Linked DNA regions of Homo sapiens: all the other regions are linked to region 1. Evidence: chromatin loops called from intact Hi-C (ENCODE). Cell type or tissue: heart right ventricle. All regions are shown on one strand. Each heading gives the region's core, and the rest is flanking DNA. Links, peaks and the distances in the headings are about the cores only.

What was found. Peaks named below come from ENCODE experiments on the same cell type or tissue, not always from the same donor. Only the 100,000 strongest peaks of a DNase experiment are listed, where the experiment ranks them.
Region 2: it touches region 1 in a loop (6-fold over the local background); 103 of 110 quality-filtered maps call a loop at or near these places.
Region 3: a loop joins it to region 1, with 4 times the contacts of the local background. A loop is called at or near these places in 41 of 110 quality-filtered maps.

The regions. Positions count from the first base shown.
Region 1 is chr15:64,805,212-64,814,890 of GRCh38, forward strand. No RefSeq gene overlaps it. Among named protein-coding and RNA genes, the nearest start is that of PIF1, 16 kb to the right of the region's middle. RefSeq lists enhancers at 470-978, 1,486-1,993, 3,517-4,024, 5,547-6,054, 6,055-6,560. In heart right ventricle, for the core only: CTCF peaks have their summits at 4,894 (motif pointing left) and 5,101; a DNase peak (open chromatin) is centred at 4,890.
Region 2 is chr15:64,737,686-64,747,364 of GRCh38, forward strand. RBPMS2 (RNA binding protein, mRNA processing factor 2) reads right to left here. Exons shown (of 8, transcript NM_194272.3): 7 at 3,488-3,557; 8 at 2,206-3,315. The coding sequence ends at 3,495. Among named protein-coding and RNA genes, the nearest start is that of MIR1272, 20 kb to the right of the region's middle. RefSeq lists an enhancer at 4,895-5,396. In heart right ventricle, for the core only: a CTCF peak has its summit at 3,006 (motif pointing right); a DNase peak (open chromatin) is centred at 2,856; H3K4me3 peaks cover 610 bases; H3K27ac peaks cover 2,392 bases.
Region 3 is chr15:64,683,251-64,692,929 of GRCh38, forward strand. It overlaps ZNF609 (zinc finger protein 609), which reads left to right. Exons shown (of 10, transcript NM_015042.2): 10 at 1-2,818. It overlaps OAZ2 (ornithine decarboxylase antizyme 2), which reads right to left. Exons shown (of 5, transcript NM_002537.3): 2 at 8,184-8,341; 3 at 7,124-7,299; 4 at 5,834-5,919; 5 at 4,324-5,584. The coding sequence ends at 5,454. Among named protein-coding and RNA genes, the nearest start is that of OAZ2, 15 kb to the right of the region's middle. RefSeq lists an enhancer at 2,292-2,793. In heart right ventricle, for the core only: a CTCF peak has its summit at 3,057 (motif pointing right); a DNase peak (open chromatin) is centred at 3,287; H3K27ac peaks cover 2,966 bases.

The DNA of each region.
Region 1 (9,679 bases), core at 2,961-7,960:
GGCCAGGCTGGTCTTGAACCCCTGACCTCAAGTGATCCATCTGCCTTGACCTCCCAAAGTGCTGGGATTACAGGTGTGAGCCACTGTGCCCAGTCCTTTCTTTTTTTTTCTTTTCTTTTTTTTTTTTTTTTTGAGACAGTCTTGCCCTGTCGCCCAGGCTGGAGTGCAGTGGCGCGATCTCGGCTCACTGCAACCTCCGCCTCTCAGGTTCAAGCTATTCTCTGCCTCAGCCTCCGGAGTAGCTGGGATTACAAGCACCCACCACCACGCCCGGTAATTTTTGTATTTTTTTAGTAGAGATGGGGTTTCACCATCTTGGCCAGGCTGGTCTTGAACTCCTGACCTTGTGATCCACCTGCCTTGGTCTCCCAAAGCGTTGGGATTACAGGCGTGAGCCACCATGCCTGGCCTTTTCTTTTCTTTTTTTGAGACAGGATCTTGCTCTGTCCTTCAGGCTGGAGTGCAGTGGCACTATCAGCTCACAGCAGCCTTGACCTCCTGGGCTCAAACAATCCTCCTGCCTCAGCCTCCTGAGTAGCTGGGACTACAGGTATGCATCACCACACTCAGCTAATGTTTTTTTGATTTTTTGTAGAGACAAGGTCTCACCATGTTGTCCGGGCTGGACTTGAACTCCCAAAAGTGTTGGGATTACAGGCATAAGCTGCTGCGCCCAGCTGAGAGAGACCATTCTGAGAGAGGCCATGGGAGCCTCAGCAGGCTGTGAGACAACCTTAGCCAGGGCAGGAGCCTGGAAACAGGTGGGCAGATGAGGCTGGGCTGATGGGAGATGCATGAGGTCTGAGCTGGAAGGGATCTCAAAGATCTCTCCAACTCATTTTACAGGAGGAAATTGAGGCCCAAAGAGGGAAAGGGGCTTGCCCAATGACACACAAGAGGTTAACGGTAGAGCCAGGCTAGAAAGACCCAGAGAAGATCAAGTACACCCCAATTAAACACAAAGTTCACCCTCACATACTCCCACCTCCAGGCACCACCGCCCCCGCCCCATCCAACAAGCACACTAACACTGGGGCAGTGACAGTGGCTGCATTTCCTCCTATAATAGACCCTCTTTTCCCAGGATGAAGCCCCCACCTTAGGTTATTAGGGGCTCCAGTCAGACCCAGCTCAGCTTCTATTTCACTGTGGGGACCCTGGGGCCTTCCTTCCCATTCCCTGAGCCACAGTTTGCTCATCTGTGATGTGAGGCCACTGGACCAACTGACCACTGTGGTTTTTTCAGTTCTCAGTGAGCAGAGGAAGGCGAGGCTAGGGCTTCTTCCTCCCTCTGGTCCCCCAGCCCCCAGTCCAGCCTGACAGGGGTGGGGCCGGCCTGCTGGGGCTCACATGCCTGAGGAGTAAGCTCCTGGTCCCGAGGAGGCAACATGATCTGTAAAAGATCCCTGACCATCTTTTTGAACCCTGGAGAGGGCGTCTCAGTCATATGAGGACCACAGGGGGATTAGCGATGCTTAGAAGGGAGGCCAGGGAGGCAGCCACCTGGGGGAAAGACTAGGAAGAGGGGAAGTGGGAGAGAAGGAAGTAGCAGTGGGGCAGGTCTGAGTCAGGGACCGAAGACCTGGGAAAGGCAGCTCTGGTGGGTCTGGAGAGGAGGCAGAAGAGAGGAAGGCAGGCGGAGGAAGGGTGTGTGCTCAGGGCTTTGAATGATGCCTGAAAAGGGCCTAGAAGTCTTGTGTCACATAGTCCCTGGCACAAGGAGACCTGGCAGAGAAGGGGAGAAAGCGTTAAATCTGGAGCCTGCCAGCTTGGATTTCAGACCCTTCCACTCAGGCTGTGTGACCCTGGGCAAGTTTTTTGCTCTCTCTGAGCCTCAGGTTCTAACAAAGAGCAGTTTTGGTGCATCGTTCACACTGGGTGGGCTGTGAGGTCAGATGTCCATCCAACCTCAGACCCTCCATGGCCCTTGCCGGTCTTCCTGGGTATGCCCCTCCTTTAGCCAAAGCATATATCCCCCCATGCCCCTCCCCCAACGCCTGCAAGAGCTGCCCTGTCCTAGCCTTCTGGGAGTGCCCCAGCCCCTCTGAAGGGGTTCGAGCCAATCCAGGGCCTATGCAATGAGGGACCAGCAGGACTCAGGGGATGGGGGAAAGGACCTTCTCAAGGCTCATTTTGGGAGGGGGAGTACATACCTGCTTCCCCCACCCGTGCTCCCCCATGACCCACTCCATGGGATATTTGGGTTTCCTCCCCTTTCCCGAGCTCAGGCCCTGCTTGCTTTCTCCACAACAAGGAGCGAATGTTATTTAAAAGGAGATCAGGAGATTTGCCTTAAATAGGCATGGAGTGCTGTGCCAGGTCCCAGTAGAGGGGCGGGAGAGGAGGCCATCTTGGCGGAAGGGAGAAAGGAGTGGAGCTGCAAGAGAGAACAACCTCCCAGGAGTGCGCAGAGCCCTGCACAGTTTACCAAGCACAGGCCTAGTCTGCGGGGAGACGCCCCGGTCTTCAGATGCCAGGAGTGTGGAGGTTTTCTGGGAGGCAAGGGGATAGGGCCTGCAGAGTGGGGGGCTGTCTTGAGACCTCCCCTGACACCTGCCCCCACCATCAGTTTCCAGACCTTTGGCCCCTGCCCCCGGGCTGCCCCTGCCTGTCCTCCCAGCCCTAGCTTGTAACTGGATGCCATCCTCACTCTGCACCTTCCCAGGTGAGCTGGGGCTCTGCTTACTGAACCCAACACCCACTGGGGGCGGGGATTGAGGGGGCACCCCTGGGGCGGGCATCTGCCTGGAGGCTGAGGCTGAAGGCGGGAGCTGGAGCTGCGGGGGAGGAGTGGAGATGGGCTGGCTGTCTCATTCACAGCCCCCGCCCCAGGCCTCCTCAGGAATTTAGGGTTCCAATTCCCTATTCAAGGTCACCTTCTAAGCCTTTCAAGCCCCACCCCTCCCATCTTGGCCTGCCAGGGCCAAGGACTCAGGGGCACCCCCCTGCCATTTCTGTCCCAGCAGGTGATGCTCTTGGAATCTTAAGGAAATGGAGTCTGGCCTGTGGAGTTTTGGGGACAGAGCTAGGGGGAAAGGAAGCATCCCATGTTCAGTCCTTTTTTCAAAGGCCCTGAACACCAAGGTGAGGCCTCAGATACCTGGATGCCCAACCTGGATCTGCCATTTACAGCCATATGACCTAGGGCCACCCACCTTCTGTGAGCCTTGACTTCCTCTGTAAACTAGGTCTAAAGATTCCACTGTAGACTGGGCGCGGTGGCTCACACTTGTAATCCCAGCACTTTGGGAGGCTGAGGTGGGCGGATCACCTGAGGCTGGGAGTTCGAGACCAGCCTGACCGACATGGAGAAACCCCGTCTCTACTAAAAATACAAAATTAGCCGGACGTGGTGGTGCATGCCTGTAATCCCAGCTACTCAGGAGGCTGAGGCAGGAGAACTGCTTGAATCCGGGAGGGGGAGGTTGCAGAGAGCCGAGATCACGCCATTGCACTCCAGCCTGGGCAACAAGAGCGAAATTCCGTCTCAAAAAAAAAAAAAAATTCCACTTTAGAGTTGTCGAAGTCGCTTTCATAAGAAAATGGGCAGAAGACAGAAGGGGGATTATGCCCAAGTGCACTAACTGACCGGGACCTGTACCTCACGTGTGTTGCGGGAGGCAGAGTGGGGAGATTTCATCCTCCCCTTCCCCATGGTGGGTGGGCGCAGCCCAGGTCCTCCAGAAGGCCAGACAGGAAGGAAGGCTTTGTGAAAGATGGCATTCATTTACTCTGGGCTGCTGTGAATTCTCTTTGTTATTCCCCAGAGGCTGCTCAAGAGGGGGTTAATGGGGCGGGGGATGGCCCCTTCAGGTGACAATAATCAAGACAAATAAATAAGAGCTAACCTTGAGGGTTTGCTGCATCCCTGGCCTGACTCCAGCTCTTCTGTCTTCCTAACTCCATCCATGTTTGATCGGCTTTATCCCCATTTCACCAACGATGAAACCAGAGCTCAGATTTAAGCAGAATAACCACAGTCACACAGTCGGGAACTGATGGGGCCAGTGTTTAAACACAGGAATCTGGCTTCAGGGCTCTCTGCTGACTTTGCAAAAATCCCAGGACCCTTTATTTGGGACTTGGGTTCCAGATACAGCTTGCAGTGTGGCCATAGCCAAGTCACCTAACCTCTCAGAAGTTAGGTTTCTCAGCCATGCGCAGTGGTTCATGCCTGTAATCCCAGCACTTTGGGAGAACAAGGCAGGCAGATCACTTGAGGTCGGGAGTTCCAGACCAACCTGACCAACGTGGAGAAACCCCGTCTCTACTAAAAATACAAAATTAGCCAGCTGTAATCCCAGCTACTCGGGAGGCTGAGGCAGGAGAATTGCTTGAACCCATGAGGCAGAGGTTGCAGTGTGCTGAGATGGCACCACTGCACTGCAACCTGGGTGACAGAGCAAGACTGTCTCAAAAAAAACAAAAAAACAAAAAAGAGAAAAGAAAAAGAAATTAGGTTTCTCTCTTTATAAAATGGGGACAATTGTCCCAACCTCCCAGGGTTATTGTGAAAAACAAACTAGAGGGTTAATGAGGCCGGGCATGGTGGCTCGCCCCTGTAATCCCAATGCTTTGGGAGGCTGAGGCAGGAGTATTGCTTGAGCTCAGGAGTTCGAGGCTGCAGCAAGCTCTGACTGCGTCACTGCACTCCAACCTGGGTGACAGAGCTAGACCCTATCTCAAAAACAAAAACAAACCAACAAGAGGGTTAATGAGCACAAAGCAGATAATCTGATGGAAGATTATTTAAAACTTCCCTGCTCTACACTAACTCAGCCCCCACCTCCTAAAGTGTCCATGCACCCCCCACCTAAGCCCAGAGACTGGGAGACAAAGGCTCTGCGGTTCCCTGGGAAAGGACTGAATGACCAATTGGCGCCACCTAGTGGTCTGCAGTGCATGGGGAGCGGGAGGGCCCGGCTGCTCCGGGATTGGGGGTTAAGTAAGATCATTAGCCCAGTGCGGATGGGAAAAATATACCAGGACGTCAGAAAGGATGGGGTCAGGCCTAGTTGGCACCCCACTGAAGACAGGGTGAAGGAGCGCACAGGGCTCAGGGTTCTATTCTAGTTCCAGTTCTGCCACTAAGAACCTCTCCAGGCCTCAGCTACCTCCTTTGCAGAATGGGAGTAAACATTCCTTACCTCTCAGGTCACTGTCCAAGCCTTTGTTCACTTATGAAACATTTAATGAAGCATCTGCTTTCAAAAGTCATCCTGCTGAGGGTTGTGAGGACACAAAGACATCTCAGCTGTGTCTCTCGGGATCAAGGGATCCGCTTCATCCTAGCAGGGAGACTGAGCTGTAAATTGCTCACTACCCTCAGATGCAGATCCCAGGGGACACTGAGGAGGGAGCATAAGGCACAGGAGGCAAGTGGAGGGACAGCAGGTAGTGGGACTCCCCCTCCAAGGGTGAATGTCTTTGAGAAGTGGCAGGAACTGTGACAAGTCAGGTCATAAGATTATCTTTCTGAGGGCCATCGCCCCGCCCCTCTTGCCTGGCCCCCTGCCTGCCTCCCAGCTGGGGACTGGATCGCCCTGGGCTGAGCCCCCTACTCTGGGCTCAGCCCCCTCAGGGCCAGGCCAGCCTCCCCACATACCACCTTCTCTTGCATTAAAGCCTTTAAAGTGGACCATAGGTCCATCAAGGATAGTTCACATCTCTGTGCATTTGCACTGTGTAGCTCCTCTCTCCAAACACCTTTTCTCCAACTCGTCCACCTGGCAAAGTCAACTCCAGCCTTCCTGTGGGAGAGTGGAGAGGAGAGTGCGAAATCCCCCAACTAGGAAGGAAACAGAAATGAAGGGGTGCCCCCTGCCCCCATCAGCAGTGGCACAGCCTGTAAGAATGTGAAATATACATTTGGTCTTCATCCCCATTTCCTGGCATACAACTCCTAAAATCCTTGGAATCTCCAAAGTGATAAGTGTCTTTTTGTATGCTGATGATTGCCTGATGGCCGGCAGCCCCTAGGCAGCTTCAGGATGGGGCTGGTCACCAGAAAGACCAGGGCAGGATTAGAGGGTTGGGACTTTCAGCCCCACCCTATGACCTCAGGGGAGGGGAGGGAGCTGAAAGTTAAATTGATGACCAATGGTTAATCAATCATGCTTACATAATGAATTCTCCATAAAAGGCCCCAAAGCAGAGGTTCTAAGAGCTTCTGGGTAGCTGAGCAAGTGGATATTAGTGGAGGAAGGCTTTCCCACAGAGGGAAGCTCCACACCCCTTCCCCCACGTATCCTTTTCTAATAAAGTGATAAATGTGTTTCCCTGAGTTCTGTAACTCACTTTAGGAAATTAATCAAACCAAAAGAGGGGGGTCTTGGGAACCCCAACTTGAAGCCAGTCGGTCAGAAGTTCCAGAGGCCCAGACTTGTGACTGTCTGAAGGGGCTGTCAGTTTTGGTGACTGAGTCCTCAACCTGTGGGATCTGAGGCTGCCTCCAGGTAGATAGCTTCAGAATTAAATTAGAGGACACCCAGCTAGTGTCCGCTACAGAATTGCTTGTTTGTTGATGGGAAGAAGTCCCTGCATTTGGTCACAGAAGTCTTCTCTCTGTGTTAATTGTTGTTGCTGTTGAGAGAACAGGAAAAAGCAGTTGGAGTTTTTCCACCCACACCCTGCTATATGAGGGCAGCTTTCTTGGGCAGGTAGCAAGTCCTGGTCGCCTAAGGGTAAGCTCTCTACCTTCCTTATTTCTTTGTTCATTCCCTTGCTGTCTGCCTGCCCCTTTCCATGTGCTGGGTGTGTGTGTGTGTGTGTGTGTGTGTGTGTGTGTGTGTGTGTGTGTGTGTGTGTATTTTTGCTTTGTTTTGTTTTGAGCTGGAGTCTCACTCTGTTACCCAGCCTGAGTTTCAGTGACATGATATCTTGGCTCACTGCAACCTCTGCCCCCTGGGCTCAAGTGATCCTCCCACTTCAGCCTCCTGGGACCACAGACACGCACCACCATGCCTGGTTAATTTTTTGTATTTTTGGTAGAGATGGGTTTCACCTTGTTGCCCAGGCTGGTCTCAAACTCCTGATTTCAAGTGATTCACCCACCTCAGCCTCCCAAAGTGCCGGGATTACAGGTGCGAGCCACCGTATATGGCTCTCCCTGTGCTTCTTTGCCTCAAATCCAGAAGTTATCTGAGGACACAGTCTTTCCTGGCCTTTGCTTCACAGGTAAAGTTCCTTGAGAGGATGATGCTGGGGGGAAGGAGAGGCAGAGAGAAGGAGGGTTCCATAGACTGGGGAGGGGCAAGTGGTCAGAGGGTCCTCTGGGAGCACCACAGGGAGGTGGCAGGGGCCCAGAGGGCCTGGCATGAGGTACTGGAGAGTCTCAGAAAGCCTCCCACCCCATCCCAGGGCCCAGGCTGAGTTACTGCCTATGGATGGTGATCAGGGCGGGCCCTGAAGATGAGAGCGGCTCCTATAAGCCCCACTCTCATTTGACCCTGGGGATTGAGGAGCCTCCTGTCTGACTGAGATAGGGTTTCCCTACACCCCTCGGGATACAGGCTCAAAGTTAAGTTAAATTAGATGTCAAGAAAATAGAGAGCCGTGAGGTTTCTTGCACACCTCATAAAATAATCCACTATTGTGATCTGGCATGCGGGTCAGGAATGTCTGGAGCTCACCCACCATGTGGAACTCACTTGTCTTCCTCTGGGGGCCTTCCAGAGAGCATCTTCACCATGAGAAGGGATTGCTAAGGAGAGGACTTTCCGGTGCCCAGGTAGTCTCACGAGAAAGACATTTTATATAGCAGGACAGATGCATATGAGACTGGGAAAAGCTGTGATCAGCCCCTGCGGAAGGGGAAGGGGCTGGGTGAGTGGGATGCCTCAGCCATGTGTGGAGGATGGAGTCAGAGAGAGGAGTCCCAGGTGAGGATGCAGAAGATAACTGCATCACCGGACCCTCAGACATCCCCAACAACCCGGCCTTCGGGGGTGATTAGAGAGTCATCCTGGACAGAATCACTAGGCCCTCTTGCAACTTGATGAAACATTTGGCCTCTTGCCAGTAGCCACAGGACTTGCATGGGAGACCAAGGTCACCCAGCCCCATACCCGCCTTTAGGTCTGAACTGAATCGGGGGAGGAGGTAGCAGAGTGCAGAGCTCCTGCCCCTGGCAGCTGTGCTCAGTGTCTGGTGGCGGCTGCAAAGGTCTTCCTGGCCTGACTGCTCCCAGCTCTACTCCTGCCAGTGGCTCTAGCCTTTCTGATTCCTATTTGTTTCCAAGCCTAGTTTTCTGGGCTTCATATCAGTTCTTTGAGATAGCCTGTTGTTATCTTCCTTTCCTGCTTCAATTATCCTGAGTCAGTTTCTCCTCTTTCCATCCAAGACCACCGAAGGTTGCAGAGCTGTTAGAGAATATGAGATAGTGCTATCTGGGCTGAACTGGGTGGTCCCCAGACCGTGTGTTCAGTAGAAGGAAAGAGTGAAAGCAGCAAAGTGCAACCAGATTGTAACTGCCCTGAGGGCAGGGCCTCAGTGTGACCTGCTCACAGCTGGACCTGGGAGAAGGGATGTGTTGCATGGGGAAATTGGGAACATCTGACATATAAATGGCACCACATTTAAAGACCCCCATGGTTGCCCACTTGTTGTGGGGTAGGGGAAGGAGGTGTCACTCTGGTGGGCTTGTTTTCTGCTCCTAAGAGTGTCTTCTGTTTGGAACAGAGAAAAGAAATTGTGTCACAGAAAAACAATTGACTCAGCCGGGCGCAGTTGGGAGGCCAAGGTGGGCAGATAACAAGGTCAGGAGATCGAGACCATCCTGGCCAACATGGTGAAACCCTGTCTCTACTAAAAATACAAAAATTAGCTAGACTTGGTGGCATGTGCCTGTAATCCCAGCTCTTTGGGAGGCTGAGGCAGGAGAATCGCTTGAACCAGGGAGGCAGAGGTTGCAGTGAGCTGAGATCGTGCCACTGCACTCCAGCACTCCATCCTGGCAACAGAGCGAGACTCTGTCTCAAAAAAAAAAAAAAAAAATTGACTTCTCCAGGTCAGGGAGGGTGGCACCACCATGCCCAGCTAATTTTTGTAGACATGGGGTTTCACCATGTTGGCCAGGCTGGTCTTGAACCCCTGACCTCAAGCCTCCAGAGTTCCTCCTGGGACTACACCACTGTGCCCGGCAAATTTTTGTTTTTTGGTAGAGACAAGGGCTTCATCATGTTGCCCAGGCTGGTCTCGAACTCCTGGGCTCAAGCAATCCACCCGCCTTGGCCTCCCAATATGCTGGGATTACAAGTGTGAGCCACCTTATCAGGCCATCTTTTTTTTTTTTTTTTTTTTTTTGAGAGAGAGTCTCTCTCTGTCACCCAGGCTGGAGTGCAGTGGTGCAATCTCAGCTCACTGCAAGCTCCGCCTCCCGGGTTCACTCCATTCTCAGCTTCCAGAGTAGCTGGGACTACGGGCGCCCACCACCATGCCCAGCTAATTTTTTTGTATTTGTAGTAGAGACGGGGTTTCACTGTGTTAGCCAGGATGGTCTCCATCTCCTGACCTCGTGATCCGCCCGCCTTGGCCTCCCAAAGTGCTGGGGATTACAGGCGTGAGCCACTGCGCCCGGCCCCAGCCACCTTTTTTATTAATCTGACACCTGTAGCTGCCAATGCATGCCTCCATCATAACCCATATTTACCACCCAGAATCGATACCTTTTCACTCACAA
Region 2 (9,679 bases), core at 1-5,000, 70 kb before region 1:
ACAGCCTCTCCTGCCAACGAGGGGATTTCATCGCTGCTGGGAAGGGACCTCACACCAAAAGAACCCTGGTGGAGGCTGGGCATGGTGGCTCACGCCTGTAATCCCAGCACTTTGGGAGGCCAAGGCAGGCGGATCGTGAGGCCAGGAGTTCAAGACCAGCCTAGCCAACATGGTGAAACCCCATCTCTACTAAAAATACAAAAATTAGCCCAGTGTGCTGGTGCATGCCTGTAATCCCAGCTACTTGGAAGGCTGAGGCAGGAGCATGGCTTGAACCCAGGAGGCAGAGGTTGCAGTGAGCCGAAATCAGGCCACTGCACTCCAGCCTGGGCGACAGTGAGACTCATCTGTGGGTGGGAGAAGTGGGGGAAAGAATGCTGGTGGTTCCCAGATGCCTAACTCCCTTTCAGAAGGGAAGGAACACTTTCAACTGTGATCAGGACTCAACACCTCTGGGGATAACGAGCTGCTTTCTGGAAAGAGAGCAGGACAGGGAATCAGGACACAGGTGCTTCTGACCCCAGCCAGGAAGCCCTGATCTACTGAAGGCTCCTTAACCCAAGTTCAGTCTAAACATGACTGCTCACTAAGGCCTTTCTGCAGAGGCCCTACACTGAGAAAAGCCCCCAGTCCAGCTGAGAGTGCCCTCTGGAATGGCTGCAGGGCTCCTCCTTCCCCGGCTCCTCCTCCACTCAGACCCAGGCCTGGGCCCTGCTCGCTAAAGCGTGAAGGAGGCCCCCCAGGGAAGCCGCAGGCGCAGGGGCTTTAAATTATAGAGCAGCTTTCTTAGCCCCTCTCAGAAAGGCCCAGGCACCTTCGCTAAATAATTCACGACCTCAGGAAGACCCACTGGTTCTTGACACAGATGAAGTAGGTCAGCCCTCGGCTTGGCCCTGGGTGGGGGCCATAGGACACAGAGCAGCTTTCCCACCAGCACAGGCAGGGGCTGAAGGCTGGGCGGCCTTGCCAGCTGGTCCGATACTGCAGCGAGGCAAGGGGCACAGCGCGGGAGACGAGTAACCCCGGACTCCTCTGGGCACGAACACAGCCACCCTCTGAGGTCCAGGTAACTCGCCCACAGACACCCAGGGTTACCTGCAGGGCCTGGTCCTGGCCAGGCTCCTCCTCCTCCTCCCTCAGAGCACCTGGGTCGCCAGCTGACGCATTCACCAGCACTGACATCTTAGACCCAAGCCGACCTGTGCAGGACTGGGATTCAGGAGACGGGGTAAGGCGGGGAGCGGTGACCTGAGGTGCAAGTGAGGAAGTGACCAGAGCCAGCCACAGCCACTTTAGTTTTGCTTAGAGCAAGGCTGGAGCAACACCTATTGGGAGGGGGGTTCCGGGGCCTCTGCTGTCCTCCCTTTCCAGGCACGGCTTTGGGTCTGAGGTGCGGTGCGGTGCAGAGCAGCTCTCCCAGGAGTGGATGAAAAAACAAACAGTTAAACCCTGAGTTCAGCACACCAGCCCTCCAGTAAGAGTCTGAAAGGATTTCAAGCAACCTCTTCACAGACAAGGAACCCGAGACCCCAAGTCACAAAAGGTAAGACTGAGGGTCATGACGGGCATCCTGACACCTGGCCCAGGCCAGCCTGGGCTCTTGGCACTGCACAGCTTCCCTGAGCCTCACACCCATTTGCTCCCGCTCCAGGAATCAGAGTTGCAGCCCATAGACTACAGGGTGGATGAGGTTAACCCCTTCTGGGCAAGATTCCAGGTCCTAGCCTTCCCTCCAGCACAGCCTCACAAGAGGCACGCCAAGGACAGACACCACCTGGCAGAGCCCAACAGCCCAAACCTCAGTCCTCTTTTACCAGAGCGAGACTCAAAAAGACCACAGGCCGTAAATGGTTAAGCCGAGTATATCACCGCCTTCCCCCAGGAAGGTCCCACCTGGGGGCCTGCTCTTGGTGTAGGGAGTCTCTCCCTACCCTGACAGCCTGGAAACTGAGGAAGTAAAGCCACAACTGCCAGGCCCTTAGGCAAGTCACTTACCCTGGACTTTGTTTCCCCAGCTTACAAACCAGGGAGGCAGGAGAGGCTAAGTGAGCTCCAAGGTCCTCCCCCACCACCTTTACAGTCACAAGCCAGCTGCCAGCGGGCCAGGCCCACTTCACTTCCTTCCCCCGACTCCACATCTCTCTGGCTCTGCCTTCCCAATGGCAGTCTGCGTCCACGGAAGGGGGAAGCAAAGGCCGAGAGCAGTCATTTTGGTTTTGTTTTATTTTGCATTTCATATATTATCCAGTTTCACATTCTCACAGGATCAGCAATGACAACAGCCGCCTCATCTCCCAAGTCTGAAATGGCCAGACGGTCACAGCTGCGGCTGACAGTAAAGCACTGATATGCTCAAAACAAAAAACATTGCACAGTGTTTCCTTCATTTCATTTTCTTAAACAAATGCCAGACACAAAGGCGTACTGCTGAAGAATGGAAACCCTTTTCTTCTTCATGCCTCAAACTAAACATTAAACTTATCTGACAGGGCGAACGAGGTCGCTTTAATAATTAATGGTACGCACATGAAAAATCCTTTATGATGCATAAATATTTTGTTACACAGGGTACAAAAATACTTCTCACGTTTTGGTTGGTTTCGAGGTTTGGAAAGAATGAGGAGCAGCGGCGGGCGGGGTGCGCTGTGGAGAGGTGAACAGAACGGGCAGAGAGGGCTTTCTTACGACTGTTGGCCCATCCGAGAAGGCAGGAGCGGAGGAGCCCCATGTGAAATGAAAAAGCAAACCCCATCTATCTGTTGGGTGGAGGTGGGAGCTGAGCCTGGAAGCGTGTGGGGCCACGGAACTTGGGCCTCCCTGAAGCGGGGTGGGTGCAGGGGCGGGGCGAGGAGAGAGGGGCAGGCAGGATGAACCACTGGGAGCCAGGACCTGTCGCTATGGTGACAGTGTGAGAACAAACTGTACACTCATATATACAAGTATAAGTGTCTTAATTCATGCCAGAAAACATGCAAAATTAAACACCTCACTTCCTCGAGGGGGAGCTACAGAAGCAAGTTTGGGCGGGAGGTCAGGCCTTGCCAGGTCCCAGTGAGGCCTCCGAGCTGGATCTGGGCGCCCCAGGGAGAAAGTCCCCAAATCCTCCTGGGAGGCATTGGAGAAAGGCTTGAGGGTGCAGAACAAGGTGAGGAAGAGGAGGGAGGGGAACAGGAAGCAGTCCACTGAGTCAGGCTTGGGATTCACAGTCTCTGGAGGGCAGCAGCTCTGTGCAGGCCGCCCGGGGGCAGTGGGAACTCGGGGCGCCTGTCCCGGCACCACCACAGATTACCAGAACCACCTCCCCGGTGACCAGACCTGGAGGGAGGGAGAGAGGCGGCCGTGAGCAGAGGCGTGGGACTAGAGCTAAAGCCAGGCCTGCTCTGGGCTCGGCTAAGCTCTTGAGACCCGGGGCAGAGGGAGGAACTACGGCCCTTCAGGGAGCCGGAGTCTAGGACACTTGTCCTGGGCCTCTGGGGCCAACACTTACTGAAAAACTAACAGAACTGACGGTACTTCCATCCTTGCTGGGTGGTGTCAGAGGAAGGGTACCAGCGCACCTGCAAGAGAAGCCAACGTCAGGAGCCAGCTGTGCATCCCTTCCCTCAACAGGAAGCCAGGTAACCATGGCCATCGGTGTCCCCGCTGGAGTCCTGGTTCTGTCACTGATTGGCTGGCACATTTTGGGCCAGTTACTCACCTTTAAGCATCAGTTTCTCTATCCGGCAAGTGGGAGTGCACTGCCTGATGTGCCTCCTCTGCAGGACACAGGTTCCAGCGAAGGAAAGTCACGCAGGCGTCTCATACCCCAATCAGCCCAATCCAAATGGGCCACTATACTGGTGGGAGCCCTGGCAGCTGGGGGCAGTGGTGCCAGCAACCCGCCCTTCCCCTTTACTGACACAGCACGGAATTCCTAATTCTGTGGAGGAGGAGGAAAAGAATGAGCCTCATACATTTTTGTTTGACTTCTTTGGGTCTCAGTGTTCTCATCTAGCTATAGGACAGAAATGACGAAGTCATATGTGGTTGTGAGGATCAGGTAAGACAGGATGTAAAGATACAGTAAGGCCGGGTGCAGTGGCACACACCTGTAATCCCAACACTTTGGGAAGCTGAGGTGGGAGGATCACATGGGCTCAGGAGTTCAAGACCAGCCTGGGCAACATAGGGAGATAATGTCTCTATTAAAACCAAACAAGGCCGGGCGCAGCGGCTCACGCCTGTAATCCCAGCACTTTCGGAGGCCGAGGTGGGCGGACCACCTGAGGTTCAGAGTTCGAGACCAGCCTGACCAATATGGAGAAACCCCATCTCTACTAAAAATACAAATTAGCCGGGCGTAGTGGTGCATGCCTGTAATCCCAGCTACTCGGGAGGCTGAGGCAAGGAGAATCGCTCGAACCCGGGAGGCGGAGGTTGCAGTGAGTTGAGATCGCGCCATTGCACTCCCGCCTGGGCAACAAGAACAAAACTCCGTCTCCAACAAAAACAAAAACAAAAAACAAAACAAAACCCAAAGTCCGTGTAGACCCCAAGGGGTAGGACTCTCCAACATCAGTCCTGATTCTTCTGAGAAGCCATGGATGAGACCCAGCTGAGGCTCCCGTTTTGACCTTCCCACCCCTGCTGTGCCATGCCCTCCATCACAAGCCTCTAAGTCCAGAGGTCTATAACGTCAGGTGGGCGGCAGCTATCTGAGATCATCCTCACCAGTGCCTGGAAGTTGCCTAAACCCTGGCACTTGCCAGAAGGCCCCACAGAGCAGTAGCCCCAAAGCTGGGTTCCCAGAGACTGGTCAAGAAAATGGCACGTTCCCTCCTCCCTGTGGGCCAGTCATCTGGAAGGCAAGTATGCTGACTGCCAAGACCGCAGGGAAGGCCGCCTGCCCCAGTTATGCACGGTGAAGCATGTCTGTCCCAGCCTGACCCAGGACAGGGAAAGGGGTGTGGCGGGGGGAGCGGGACAACACAGGACCTTGAGTTGCGGTTGGGGGATGAGCATCCAGGGAGGGGAGCTGGAGTCCCCTCAGGAAGGGAAGGGGCAGCACATGAGCGTGTGGCAGGAAAGGAGTAGAAGCTGGGCCTGCAGACAGCTCCCTTGAGGTTGGAGCAGGCAGACCCAGTTACCCACTTGGCTGCTGGGAACTCCTGCTTCCTGGGTAAGCCATGCCAGGCCGTCTGGGGGCTGATGGAAGCTTCCTAAGAACCCGTTCCTATCCCCGCCAAATTCTAGGTGCTGTTTTGTACACTGCAGAATTCCAGCCACCACATCCCAGGAGCTCAGCGGGAAGTTAGAAACCTGGCTGGACACTAGCACTTATTCCACAAGAGAGGGACACACGAGGAAACGAGCAATGCTGCTATCAGAGAAGCCGGCGGCTGGCACCAGCTCAGGGAGCCCCTTAGTGGGCCCTGACCACTGCCCTTCATGTAGCCTCCGGCAGCCCCACAGCAAGGAAATCCCGGACGGGCTGGGTGTCCCGCAGGGCCGGACAAGGGGAGAACATGGACGACAGAATGGAAGGAGCTCAGGAGGCCTGCAACCCAACCTCTTTCACCACTGGGAAGCTAAGGCCTTGAATGACTGCCTAAGGCCGCCCTCAGCATATCTGCTGGATCCTGCCCTACACTCTCGCTACAAGGTGCTGGGATTCCTGCTTCCCAAGCAGCGACTTTCCCTCCAGCCTGAGGGACTCCTTGGGGAGAAAGTGGAGGAAAGCTCCCATATTTGGGCTTGGGACAGCTGTGCCACTGAAGCAGACGGAATGCATTTAGAAGGGCTGCTTTTCCGCTTCCTCCGGGTGCCTGGCATAGGCCAGTGGCCTGGGTCCTCTAGAAGCCACACAATCCCTTCCTAGAGCTCTTCTTTCTGCTCCAGCTACAGGAGACCCCCAGGGGGCCAGGCCAGCAAGACAGGGCACCCGCAGTGTCCTTTCAGGGCCTCCAGTTGTGCCCAGGGGGGGGGGGGCTCCTGAGAGTACCCCCCACAGGCTATAGTGACCAGGTTCCGAGAGGGCTGCTTCAAAACAAAGAGCGGAGGATGCAAACTCAGCCGTCTCTCAGATCCTGGGACTGACCAGTTGAGAAGATACACCAGAAAGCAAGCAACGGGATGAACCTACATAAGAATAAATATAAGGCCAGGTGTGACAGCTCACGCCTGTAATCCCAGCACTCTAGGAGGCAGAGGTGGGCGGATCTCTTGAGCCCAGAAGTTTGAGACCAGCATGGCCACCATTACGAAACCCCGTCTCTGCAAAAAAATACAAAAATTAGCTGGGCGTGGTAGCACACACCTGTAATCCCAGCAATTTGGGAGGCTGAGGCAGGAGGATCGTGCTTGAGCCCAGGAGGCAGAGGTTGCAAAGAGCAAAGGTCATGCCACTGCACTCTAGCCTGGGCAACGGAGTGAGACTCTGTCTCAAAAAAATAAAAATAACTAAAAAAAGAGAAAGGAAAAAAAAAAGATATAAACAACCAAAGATATGGAAGCCTCACTTATCCGAAATTAAAACATTTAACCCAGACTGGTAAGTCTACACTTTCACCGTGTCATAGTTCTAGGAATTTATCATAAAGAAAACAAAACAATGGCTGGGCGCGGTGGCTCATGCCTGTAATCCCAGCACTTTGGGAGGCCGAGGCGGACGGATCACCTGAGGTCGAGAGTTCGAGACCAGCCTGACCAACACGGAGAAACCCCATCTCTACTAAAAATACAAAATCAGCTGGGCGTGGTGGTACATGCCTGTAATCCCAGCTACTAGGGAGGCTGAGGCAGAAGAATCACTTGAACCTGGGAGGCGGAGGTTGAGGTGAGCTAAGATCACACCATTGCACTCCAGCCTGGGCAACAAGAGTGAAACTCTGTCTCAAAAAAAAAAAAAAAGAAAGAAAGAAAACAAAACAGAAGAGGTGCCCAGAAGTACACACAAGGATATCCATTGTTGTATAGCTATCAGTAAGCAAAACTGTATAAACAAACCAATTTACCATCTACAGGGAGCTGGACACATTCGTACAATGGTGTACTAGCCAGGTATCCAAAATGTAGAGCTACACTTACTATTATTTATTTTAAGTCCTAATATTTAAGTTTTTTTGGTTTGTTTTGTTTTTTTTTTTTTTTTTTTTTTTTTTTTTTTTTTGAGACAGAGTCTCGCTCTGTCACCCAGGCTAGAGTGCAGTGGCGCGATCTTGGCTCACTGCAACCTCTGCCTCCTGGGTTCAAGCGATTCTCCTGCCTCAGCCTCCTGAGTAGCTGGGGTTACAGGTGCCCGCCACCACGCCCAGCTAATTTTTGTATTTTTATAGAGACGGGGTTTCACCGTGTTAGCCAGGCTGGTCTTGACCACCTGACCTCAGGTAATCTGCCCACCTCGGCCTCCCAAAGTACTGGGATTACAGGCATGAGCCACTGCGCCTGGCCCTAATATTTAAGTTTTTAAAAGATTAAATATGTATTGCAGTTTTTCTAAGATTCATACCTATAGATTTACTTATACACCTGCTCCAAACTACCTATCGAACTGAAGAATTAAAAGTACAGGTTTTCTGGGGATTGGATGATAAGCCAAAGGGAAGAGAACAAAAACTGCCTGTTTTTTTCCATAAATGCAGATATGCTAATACAATAATAGCTCCTGCTCATGAAGCACCTCCCCTGTGCCCAATGCTGTTCTAGGTAGATTTCATATACTAAGTTCATTTAATCCTCACAAAAACCCTATGAAGTAGATGCTATTATCATCTCCATGATACAGATAAGAAAATAGAGGCACGGGAGTTTATGTAACCTTAAGGTCACTGGTAAATGGGTGAACCAGTTTAAGGGGGAGAAAAAAGCCATGGAAGACCCGCATATCCTCAGGTTGGAACGTAAAATGAAATCCAGTCTGGGAGGACCGTGGGATGCAATAGGACGCTGAGAACCCTTGCTTTTAGGCCACCATCTTTCTATGCTGAACCCCACTGGGCCTGCCATCCACAGTTGCTTTTGTGCCTCACCCTCTTTAAGGGGAAGATTCTATCAAGAGGGTTAGAAGGCCAGGCAAGGTAGCCTCATGCCAAGACAGAGCAGGACCAAACAACCTCCAGGACCCCTCCTGCAGGTCTGGTCTCTGCAGCCACGTAGCTGTGGAGGCCTGGGCTCAGGCTGGGCTACTGGCAAAGGGCATGCAGCTGGGGTAGAGAACAGAGGTACTTGTTCTCATCACCTTGTCCTTCAGCTGCTACCTTCTCCTGAAGTCACCTCCTTGCCCCCAGGCACAGAAAAACTCAGTCCTTCTATTGGTCTTTTGGGTTCAAAACAATTCACTTAAGATCAACAGTGTCCATACTTCATTTAGACACTTTTATACCCTATCTCTGGGGCAGCACTGTCAGGGGGCAAGCAGTGGGGCTGTTGGAAGGAAAAAAATAAAATGTTCTTAGTCGGGAAACAGTAAAACAACCTGTTTTACTATTGAGGAAAGGGCTGCCCAGAGAGTTTGAGTAGCAAGGACAGAACTAATGACTCCCTGGTCTAATCTCTTCCCATTAGCCTGCCTCCCCAAAAACGCCACTATCCTTTGGGGTGGGTGGCCTCTATCCCAGTCCCCGTCCAAGGAAGGCCAGAAGGCAGGAACTCAGGCACAAAGAGGCCTCCAGCCTCAGAGAGGACCCAAGGGAACCCAGACAATAATGATATTAAATAACATCACAACCATCTGCACTTTCACAGCACTCCCTCCATGCCATCACGCGACTCCATGCCATCATGCGAACAACACACCTATCAAGTAGGCATTATCATCACCATTTTACAGAAACACAGAGATGGTGGGTAACGTGCCCAATGTCCCACAGCTGTTGAGAACCAGGATTTGGGCCAGAGTTGGACAGCTGCAGAGTGTGGATGGGGTGGGAGAAAACTGGGAAGGAAGCCAACAGGAGGAAGGAAGCCCTGTGGCGTGGAGCTCAGGGCCAGAGAGCAGTGCCACCCCCACCTGGCTGGGCAGAGGTGCCCTCTCTGATTCATTTGACAAACTCATTGTCCCTGGCTCCCAACCTCTGTCACAGCCTAGCAATTCAGAGGATAGGGCAGAACCTCTCCACCTTATCTGGTCTATCCCTCTCATTTTACAGATGGGGACACAGAGGTGAGGATCATGTAGCCAATTGGTGCCAAAGCTGGGATCAGAGGTGAGAAGCCCAGTGAGGTGGGAGCCTGTGATTCCTTCCAGTGCCTCCCAGGGCCTTGCAGTTAAACATCCGCTTGACCTGAAGCATCAAGTCACTGCCCAGGTCAGGGTAGACAGGATGAGCTTCCCTGCTCCCCGCTCTATTCCAGCCACAGAACCCAGTTTGCAGTAAATACCCAACAATTCCCTCCAGGGGAAGGTCTTTACCACCTTCCTTATCCTCTGATCAATTTTCAAGCTATTTGTGGTGCTCAGCTGGGGAAGAGCGCCAGGGTTAACCACAATTCTGCCCTCAGTACAACTGAACGTTGCGGAGCCAGGGAGCATTCCCCTGCTGGGGAAAACAGTTTGCTAGGGTAGCAGCCCCTGAATCTGAACTTTCCGCTTTGGAACTGGACAAACCCAGGTGTCACTGAGTCCCTGGAAGAACCTGAAAATGGACGTACACACAGCTCTCGGGCAGAGCACCCGACTCCTCCCGCCTCAGCTCTGGCTCCT
Region 3 (9,679 bases), core at 1-5,000, 120 kb before region 1:
GGGAGTGTGTGACCAGAGTGCCAAAAGTGACTAGGAGCAGGAACTTGGCTCCGACTCAGTTTGGAAAATGGGAAATAGGGGACAGTAAGCACAATGCCCAGTAGTAGTTGATTTCCAAGGACCCTGGAACCCTACACTTGAGAGGCTTAGGGTCACCATCTGCTCAAGAGGATCCCCTCTGATCTACAGGCCTTTTCCCTAGGTTTCTGCCTCCTCGTTTTTGTTCAAGTTGGGTTCTGAGTCCTCCCCAAAAACCATTGTTTTAGACCTCTTGGCAGGGCCCCAAAACAGCCTCCCTCATACCCATCATTCCCTCTGCCTTCTGCTGCCCTCATGGGCAGTGCTCTGAGCAGTGACCTCCCTTTCCTCCGTGGAAGTAGCTAGTGCAGACACCGTCATCCCACCCCACCTGAGTCACCCCAACCAAGAGGGTGACTGAATTTCAGCCTGATTATGCCCTCCTGGGGCTCCTGTGAGGTGGAGCCAAGGTTCCCTCTCTGTTCCTGTTTGTTTTTAAATATTGTTGTGTGTTTTGTATCTGTGGCACTGGCCTGCAGCATACTCTGTATATATTGTAAAGAAACCGTTAGGAGTAATTTTCTTTTGCATTGGGCAGGCATGGCCCTGCATTCCTGCCCTTTCCACTCATTCTGTAACACAGAGGACGAACTTCTGTATTAGCTGGGCAGCCTTGGGTTCTCCAGAAGAGAACAGGTTTTTCTTTTCCTTTTTAATTTTTCTTCTTAAACATTTGGCTCTTTGATCCTCATATCCAAGTCTCCCCTGAAGAGTAGGAGCTGCTCAGAAGAGCAGGTGAAAGCCACCATGGCAGATCCTGATGCCTGCCGGGCCTAGTCTTCCCTCTGAAATAACATGAAGCAGCAGCTGTGGAGATTCTTGACAAGTGCTGAGTGAAAGATTTGCTGCCCACCTCTACATGGGGAGGAGAAACACAGGTGGGAGCTACCTGTGGCATCCATGACCTAGTCAGAGGGATGAGATGCTCAGCAGGGGTCCCCATCCTATCCCACCCCACAAACAAAGGCTGGAAAAATTTGCTACCAAGGGCCAAGACCACCAGACCAAGCCTGTTTATGAGCCACCCCTGCCCAGGCCCTCACAGACATTGCTCACGGGGCTTCCCATAGAGGAGAAGCTAAAGAGGGAGGGGGCCTCATCCCCAGATAGATCAGGCAAGGCTTGGAGAGCTGCTCTTTAGGATCCACATCAACTACTTCCTCATTTTAAGGTATGGCAGTTCCCTTCATCCCCTTTTCCTGCCTTGTACATGTACATGTATGAAATTTCCTTCTCTTACCGAACTCTCTCCACACATCACAAGGTCAAAGAACCACACGCTTAGAAGGGTAAGAGGGCACCCTATGAAATGAAATGGTGATTTCTTGAGTCTCTTTTTTCCACGTTTAAGGGGCCATGGCAGGACTTAGAGTTGCGAGTTAAGACTGCAGAGGGCTAGAGAATTATTTCATACAGGCTTTGAGGCCACCCATGTCACTTATCCCGTATACCCTCTCACCATCCCCTTGTCTACTCTGATGCCCCCAAGATGCAACTGGGCAGCTAGTTGGCCCCATAATTCTGGGCCTTTGTTGTTTGTTTTAATTACTTGGGCATCCCAGGAAGCTTTCCAGTGATCTCCTACCATGGGCCCCCCTCCTGGGATCAAGCCCCTCCCAGGCCCTGTCCCCAGCCCCTCCTGCCCCAGCCCACCCGCTTGCCTTGGTGCTCAGCCCTCCCATTGGGAGCAGGTTGGGGCGAGCTGGAGGCCCGGGCTGGAGGGGCAGTGTTGCTGTTCATAGATTTTGTTCCATTGGCGTTGCTCTGTTGAATTTAATTTCAGTCTTCCTGATTCTTCCCTTCTGTAAAGTGTACATTACCAAGTTCCTTGTTTTTTTATATATATATATAAATATATATATATACAAACTGTACTCTTTTTGCCTTTGTACATTCAGGCAAGAAGAGAAAATAAATCTTTTTAAGAGACAATCACAAATCTGTGAGGGCTGCTGGTTATTTCTCCTGGAGTTTGCTGCTGAGCTGCCTCTTCCTTCCTCCCAATTTTCCTGTTCTCCCTCAGCTCTCCTGATCTTCCTGGCCCTGCTCCATATGCATCCTCAGCTTCACTTTCCCTGGCTGATGGCAAGCTGTTGAATCCAGTGTCCAGACTACCTGCCTTGTAACCCTTTTCTGCCCAGCATTGTTTTCTGGCTTGGCCACTGGCTTAGCCCAGGAGCTTTACTCTGTGCCCTGGCCTCCCCTCTCTTCACCTTTAGATTTCCATTCACCGAAGTGGCTTTGGACCCCTGGGTACTCTGGGACCTGTTTCCTGGAGGCCCTGGCTTGGGACACTCACCTGTGAAACTATGCAGCTGGGAGCTCTCTGCCTAAGAGTTTGCACTATTTAAACCTGCCTGGGAGTTAGGACGGATGGTTTTAGGAATGACCGGAAAACTACCCCTAAAACTCCCCCGACATTCCAGCCTCTAGAATGCTCTGATCCAGAGCTCAGTGGATGATTCCCAGCTGGTGGACTCCTGTGGCTACCCCATCAGAACAAGGGCTAAGGGTTTATGGGTCAAGAGTATTTGATCAGAATTTTAAAGGGTGGTATACTCTGAAACACAGCCCAACCAAACCATTGTTTGGCCGCTTTCTCTTTTCCTCTACCTTCCTCATCCCCACTTTTTTCCCTTTCTCTCTACTTCCTCTTCTTAATTGGCTTTGGAATTGAAATATATTTTTAAATTATTTGTTGTATTTATTGAATAAAGTTTTTAATGTCCCTGTTCTTAAATTTAGACTTAGTTTGCCTTTCACACACCACCCCCACCCCCAAAATATTCTACCTTCTAAGTTGCTTTTTAAACTGTAGTGCAGCCTTTTGGGTACCATATTTCTTTCCTGTCAGTGGTCTTCAATAGCAAAAGTTTTTTTTGAAAAGGGAAATCTTGACTGGGTGATTTTTTTTTGAAGAGGGAAATCTTGACTGGGTTTCCAATTTAGCCTTTGTGACTCTAGCCGTATTGAAGAGGAATCACCAATAGGTGGCAGCAGAATCTCAAGCATGTTTCTTGGGAAAAAGTAAGGGACTGAGTTTTGTCTTGGTTCTTTTTCATCTGTCTTGTCGATTCCTTGTGTTTGTTTAATATCTGCATCCTAAACTGCCAGCTGCCTCTAGGAATTACCTGCCCAGTGGGGGACACTTGATTTCAACGGAATGTCTCTAGTCCCAGACTTGCTCTAATAACATTTGCCAGGCACGGTGGCTCACGCCTGTAATCCCAACACTTGGCGAGGCCGAAGCGTGGGAATCACTTGAGGCCAGGAGTTCGAGACCAGCCCGGGCAACATGGCAAAACCCTGTCTCTACTGAAAATACAAAAAATTAGCTGAGTGTGATGGTGGGCATCTGTAATCCCAGCTACTCAGGAGGCTGAGACAGGATAATCACCTGAACCCAGGAGGCGGAGGTTGCAGTGAGCTGAGATTACACCACTGCACTCCAGCCTGGGCGACAGAGCGAGATTCCATGAAAAAAACAAAAACAAAAAAAAACTTGGGATTCGAGCTCATTACTTTTAATGAATACAAGTTAGAGTCCAAGATAAATGACTTGGCCCACAGTGAAAACACAAGCAGGCTCCATAAAGAGCAATGTGAGAGCCACAGCTTAACAGTAGACAGTTGCAAAAATGTAGGTGGAAGAACATGCCCTTCAATTGGCAAAACAGAAGCAAAAGAAAAAAAGTGCCAGTAAATCCTTGAGAAATTAAAAAAACTGTGGTGAAGAGGATTCCAGCCCCCTTGGTACCACTGAGAGCTTATTCATCAGGCTGTGGTGTGGGGGACTGGAAGCCACACCTTAGGACACTGAGCTCCAAAAGGGGAAAACTAGAACAGGGAAGGTGTGTGCTGCATCCTTCAAAGACCTCAGGAATGGGAATGTCAGGAGCTCCATGCAAAAGCCAAAACCCAGTATCAGGACCCAACCTCCCCAGCCTTTTACAGAAAAGGAAGAGCTAAGAGCAGATTGGATCTTGGGTATAGCCTCTCCTAGATGAAGCTGATATGTACACATCTCTCTCCAGGGGGCTCTGGCAGTAAGTCTCAGACTCCTAGCAACCCCGCATTTCACAGTGTAATATGGCCCCAGAGAGAGACCTCAGCCAGTTTATCTGCCCTCCTACACTGCAGTTTTTTTCCCAAGGAGCACGCACCACACCTCTATTTATTAGGCTCTGGAGTCAAAACAGTTTGGTAGGGAGTTGGTCCTAGTTCAGAAATAAAGAATAGACCAACCACAACTTTAAATCAGTTTATTGACACAGTAACACAACACACTTGCCTCCCTGACATCCCCGTCCCCCTCACCCAATCTAGATCTCTCCCCCTTGCTCTCCCCTTAGAAAAAGCTGTTTAGTGAAAACAGTTAAGGGCAGGCCACTTCTACACTCCCAGCGCTACCCTAGGCCCTGCAGAGCAGAGTCTCAGACACTACTCGGAACCTGGTGGGGAGGCAGCTAGTACTATACTCAGCCAGCCAGAAGTATCCAGTCCCTAAGAACGGATTGCCCCACAATTCCCAGGCCCTGAGTTGCTATATATTCCTCTTCCTTACTGCTGTTTGTGACCCCAAGAAGGAGACCTTGGGGCCTGGGCCTGCAGCCAGGAGCAAGAACTCCTGGCAGTGATTTGAGAATTAATTAGAGTTTGGCTAGTGTTTTAAAGGCCCAGGCATCCCCCAAAAAAGCCCTGGTGGTGGGAGTAAATTTCAATGCCCCTATTTAAAATGTACTGATAACATTAAACAGATTAAGCCAGCTTAACCAAATGCCAGAATAACACTAAGCTGTAAAGAAGGAGGGGTCGGACCTGCTTACTCCAGGCCAGACGCAAATGCACACAGAGAAGCCCAGGTAAGAGTGTCAAAAAACAACTCAAGGACACTGCCCAGGGACTGAAAAGCCTATACTCAGGAGCCCCTGGGGTGACAGGAAGCAAAGAAAGAAAATACACAAGTCTTAATAACCAAAACAGAAAGCCAACAGCAGGGAAACCTGAGCCTGACAGTGCTGCCCACCAGCCCTCCAGGCCATGCCCCTGAACCCAGACAGTCCCTCCCCCTCTAGGCAATGTCCTCCCCTAGGCTAGATAGAACACATCACACAGCGCAGTTTAGAAAGCTTCTAATGCCAGTTCATAAACATCTTCATTTACTATTGGTGATTACATGTGAATAATATGTTTATACTGTTCTTTATGGAAAACAATTTCAACGAGTCAACTCCGAGAACACAATAGGCAACCCTCACCCTGAGCCCCTCAGTGTCCTTCCCTAGACAGCGAGGAGCCCTCTCGTCTGTCCCAGGGCTGCCTAACTTCCCCTCTTCCCCCACTGTGGCTCTTGGGTAAAGCATCCTCTATGACTATTAGTCCTCATCGGACAAGTTCTGGTCCAGGGGATAAACCATGAACATCACATCTGGCCGAGAGGGGACACAGGGATGGCCTGGACGTACAATCTCAAAGCCCAAGAAGCTGAAGGTCTTCAGGAGTGGAGCTGCAGAAGACAGAGTGTAAAAAAGTCTGATGAGAAACACAATGGTAGGCTGAAATCAAAACCCCAAACAAAGATGGAACAAATAAGCACTAGGCTTTTACGAGCCCTTCAGGCACTTGCCCTCCTGCCATGATTTCCCAGGGTTTGAAAGGCAAATTCAAGAGTCCCACCTCATCCTGGAGGTGCTCCCTTCTCTCCCCCAGGCCCCACTGTCTGGGCTGTAAGGCTCAGGCCACTCTGACTCCTCACCTCTGTCTTCTCGGCCCTTCCTGAAGCAGATGAAGACATAGTTCACTTTCATCTTCTCTTCAGCAAACTCTAGCAGTGCTAACAATCTGCAGGAAGCAAAGAGAAGTACTTAGGCCCATCACCACCTTCCTAGACCTCCCTCCCATTCACACCCCACCCCCACCCCTACCAACCCAAAGGCTTTTCTGAGGCCTACAACCAGCAATATAAATACAGAAGCTCTGGGCTGGGCACAGTGGCTCACACCTGTAATCCCAGCACTTTGGGAGGCCGAGGCAGGTGGATCACGAGGTCAGGAGATCAAGACCATCCTGGCTAACACGGTGAAACCCCATCTCTACTAAAAATACAAAAAACTAGCCGGGCGTGGTGGTGGGCGCCTGTAGTCCCAGCTACTCGGGAGGCTGAGGCAGGAGAATGGCATGAACCTGGGAGACGGAGCTTGCAGTGAGCCGAGATCGCACCACTCCACTCCAGCCTGGGCGACAGAGTGAGCCTCCATCTCAAAAAAAAAAAAAATTCAGAAGCTCCAGGAGGAAGATTCCTATGTCAAGACCCCAAGAGCCTTGAATTTTGGAAAAAAAAAAAAAAAAAGCCACAGCGCCTGAGAAAAATGTTACTAACTTTTCTCTTCCTGCAATAGGAGATCTGAAAGTAACACTACCCATCTTAACTAATGCTGTCCACAAGACAGAGTCTGGGGCCTAGAAAGAAAACCCAGTTCTTCAGGTGTCCCACAGATTGCCAAGTCTGATATGATCACCTGCCACTGAGAGGGACACTCTGGGCTCTAACACTGCCTAAAAGGATTTTCTCAAGAGGCTGGGACCACTCAGGAACTCTGTCCTCAGGACATTTCTTACCCATCTTGGCTGCTTGGAGGGTCTTTGCCCAATCCAATGAAATCCCACTTACCTCTGAGCTTCCTGGGTGGGGTGTGAATGGGAGGGAGGTCTAGGAAGGTGGTGATGGGCCTAAGTACTTCTTTTTGCTTCCTAGCCTTTTAAACTACAGTACTGTGTAGCTACAGGGGGATTTAGTGTCAGAGTGAACCATGGGGCGATTAACCGGCAGGCATTTGGTTAATGTGATAACAATCTGCTTTAATTATAACCTAGAGCAGGCCTGTCTTACTGGCTAAAAATAACCTGTTACAAAACGGTATCTGCTTGGGGAGTCTAGAGCTAAGGGAGAAGGCACAGACTCCCCTACAATTCTGTTACCCACAGTAAACATATACTCTTCTCTGGAATGGGACCTCCTTTCCCTCCCCAGCATTTGGCTCTTTACCCTTCTTTGCTCCCATCAGCTAATAATCCATCTGGGATTTCTACAAACAGGCTCTGGCTGGACAGGACTGCATCCCAAGAAGAGACCTTCACCTCGGTGACCTCATACTGGAAGTGGACGATGTGAGGTTTTCCATCATTCACAGGGAGGTCCTGGGTCACAGTGAGCTTCTCGTCCTGGGAAGGAAAGCAGGGCAGAGGACCAGGTCACTACTGCTTCTGGCCATATCATCCACTCCCTAATCTAGGCGATGCTGGGAGTCCCCTTAGGCCAGTGTCAGGGTAGCGTGGGATAGAGGCCATGCTGAAAACGCAGAGCTTCATGATGGCTAAAAGGAGCTGTCACTCACCAGGCACTAAGACCAGTTGATGGTGGTAAAAGCTAGCAAAACAGAAAGGGAAATATTTACCTAAATTGTCCACTAGGTGCCAAGTACAAAGTGCTGTCCCATATATTACCTTTATCATCATGACAAGCACTTGAGATGGTAATTAACAACTCCACTTTAAGTCTGAGAATAATGAAGCAACTGACCCAAGGCTCCAAAGACAGTGAATGGCAGAGATGAGATTCAAACCCAGGTCTCCCTGACTCGAAAGCCCACGCTTTCCCCCAACACCATGTTCTTTTCCTTCCCTGTCAGAAAGGGAAATACCAAAAACAAATGAGGGTATGTATGAGGGTTTGGCTGGAGCCCCAGTCAGCCAAAGTCTGATTCCAAGTGGACTGCAGGGTCCGTGTTATCTCCCTTGGGCACAATCTCAAAAGCCCAGAATTCAGCTGCCTTGCTAACCTTCCATCCCAGTCTTAGTGAGAAGCTAAACTAACTTCTGGGCCTCAATTACAGCAGATTAAAAGGCAACAAATGGTGCTGATATCTCTCCTCTAGTATTCCCAATAAGCCATGCAACAGCCTCAGCTGAAAGAGTCCTTCACAGTCCCCCCACTGGCCTAGGCTAAGAGCCAGAAGACTAAGAAAGTGATTATTCCCCTTGAGCAGCAGCACAGTGGAGTCTGAGAAAGCTCCAACCCCAGCCTTCCATCCCAGGGTCCTCCTTACCTTATATATTAGAGCTGAGAGAGAAGGATCCCTGCCGCCCCCTCGCCCACCGGGGATCTTCGACAGTGGGTGAGGGGCATCAGGAGCACCACAGAGGCCCTGGAACAATGTGCCTGCAGCACTGGAGCTGGGGACAGTTACTCAAAGGCAAAATACTACTGCAAGAGACAGAGAGGGTGAGACAGTAAACACCAAGACTTGACGATTTTTTTTTTTTTTGAGGCGGAGTCTCGCTCTGTCGCCCAGGCTGGAGTGCAGTGGCACGATCTCGGCTCACTGCAACCTCCACCTCCCAAGCTCAAGCGATTCTCCTGTCTCAGCCTCCCGAGCAGCTGGGATTTCAGGTGCACGCCACCATGCCCAGCTAATTTTTCTATTTTTAGTAGAGATGGGGTTTCACCATGTTGGCCAGGCTGGTCTCGAACTCCCGACCTCATGATCCACCCACCTCAGCCTCCCGAAGTGCTAGGACTATAGGCGTGAGCCACTGCGCCCGGCCAAGATGTAAAGATATAACTCAAATCCCACCCCCACCCCATCCTGGCTCTCTCTAAACAAGGGAAGGCTTATGAACGCTCCCAGCTGCCCCAGTCCTGTGGGCTTCAGCTTCCAGAACTACGCTGCTGTCTTAAGGGGAACCCACCGTGTTGCAAAGTCATGGGGAGGAAGTCTCAGGAGGGCCAAGGGACTCCAGCTGGGTTTATTTGACCGGAGGAGCACCTAGCAATCTTCTAACAAATCACTGTGGCACTGGGCAGACCTTGGAAATCACCAGGTCCTGGCTTACCTGCCAAGCCTCAAACCCTGTGCCAGTCTCTTTTCATTTCCCTATGGTGCCTCAACCACCTATGTGGCAGAATCAAAAAGGCCCACAGTTACAGGCTGGAGAGGGGAAGTCATATGGTCTGGGTACCCTGTTCCTGAGGAACTCTCAAGGCTACTTCCCCAGTGATGGCCCCATCCCCCTTCTGAGCAAAGGAACTGGGGTGAGAAACTTTTTTTTTTTTTTTTTTTTTTTGAGACAGAGTTTCACTCGTTTCCCAGGCTGGAGTGCAGTGGTACGCACTTGGCTCACTGCAACCTCTGCCTCCCAGGTTCAAGTGATTCTCCTGCCTCAGCCTCCCAAGTAGCTGGGATTACAGGCATGCGCCACCACGCCTGGCTAATTTTGTATTTTTTAGTAGAGACAGGGTTTCACCATGTTGGTCAGGCTGGTCTGGAACTCCTGACCTCCAGTGATCCGCTGGCCTCAGCCTCCCAAAGTGCTGGGATTACAGGCATGAGCCACCACACCCAGCTGGAGTGAGAAATCATTTAACCAAATCCCTCAATGGTTAAGAATAAAACTAAATCCAGGGATTTGGCTCCCAGAGCAGAGGTACACAATAGTACATAGAATACTGTGATGTCTGATTTGCCCCTGGTATGCACCAAATGCTGGGCCTTCTTGCCCTTCTTTGCTGATCCTTTCGTGACCTGAGCGTGGGAGGTCACAT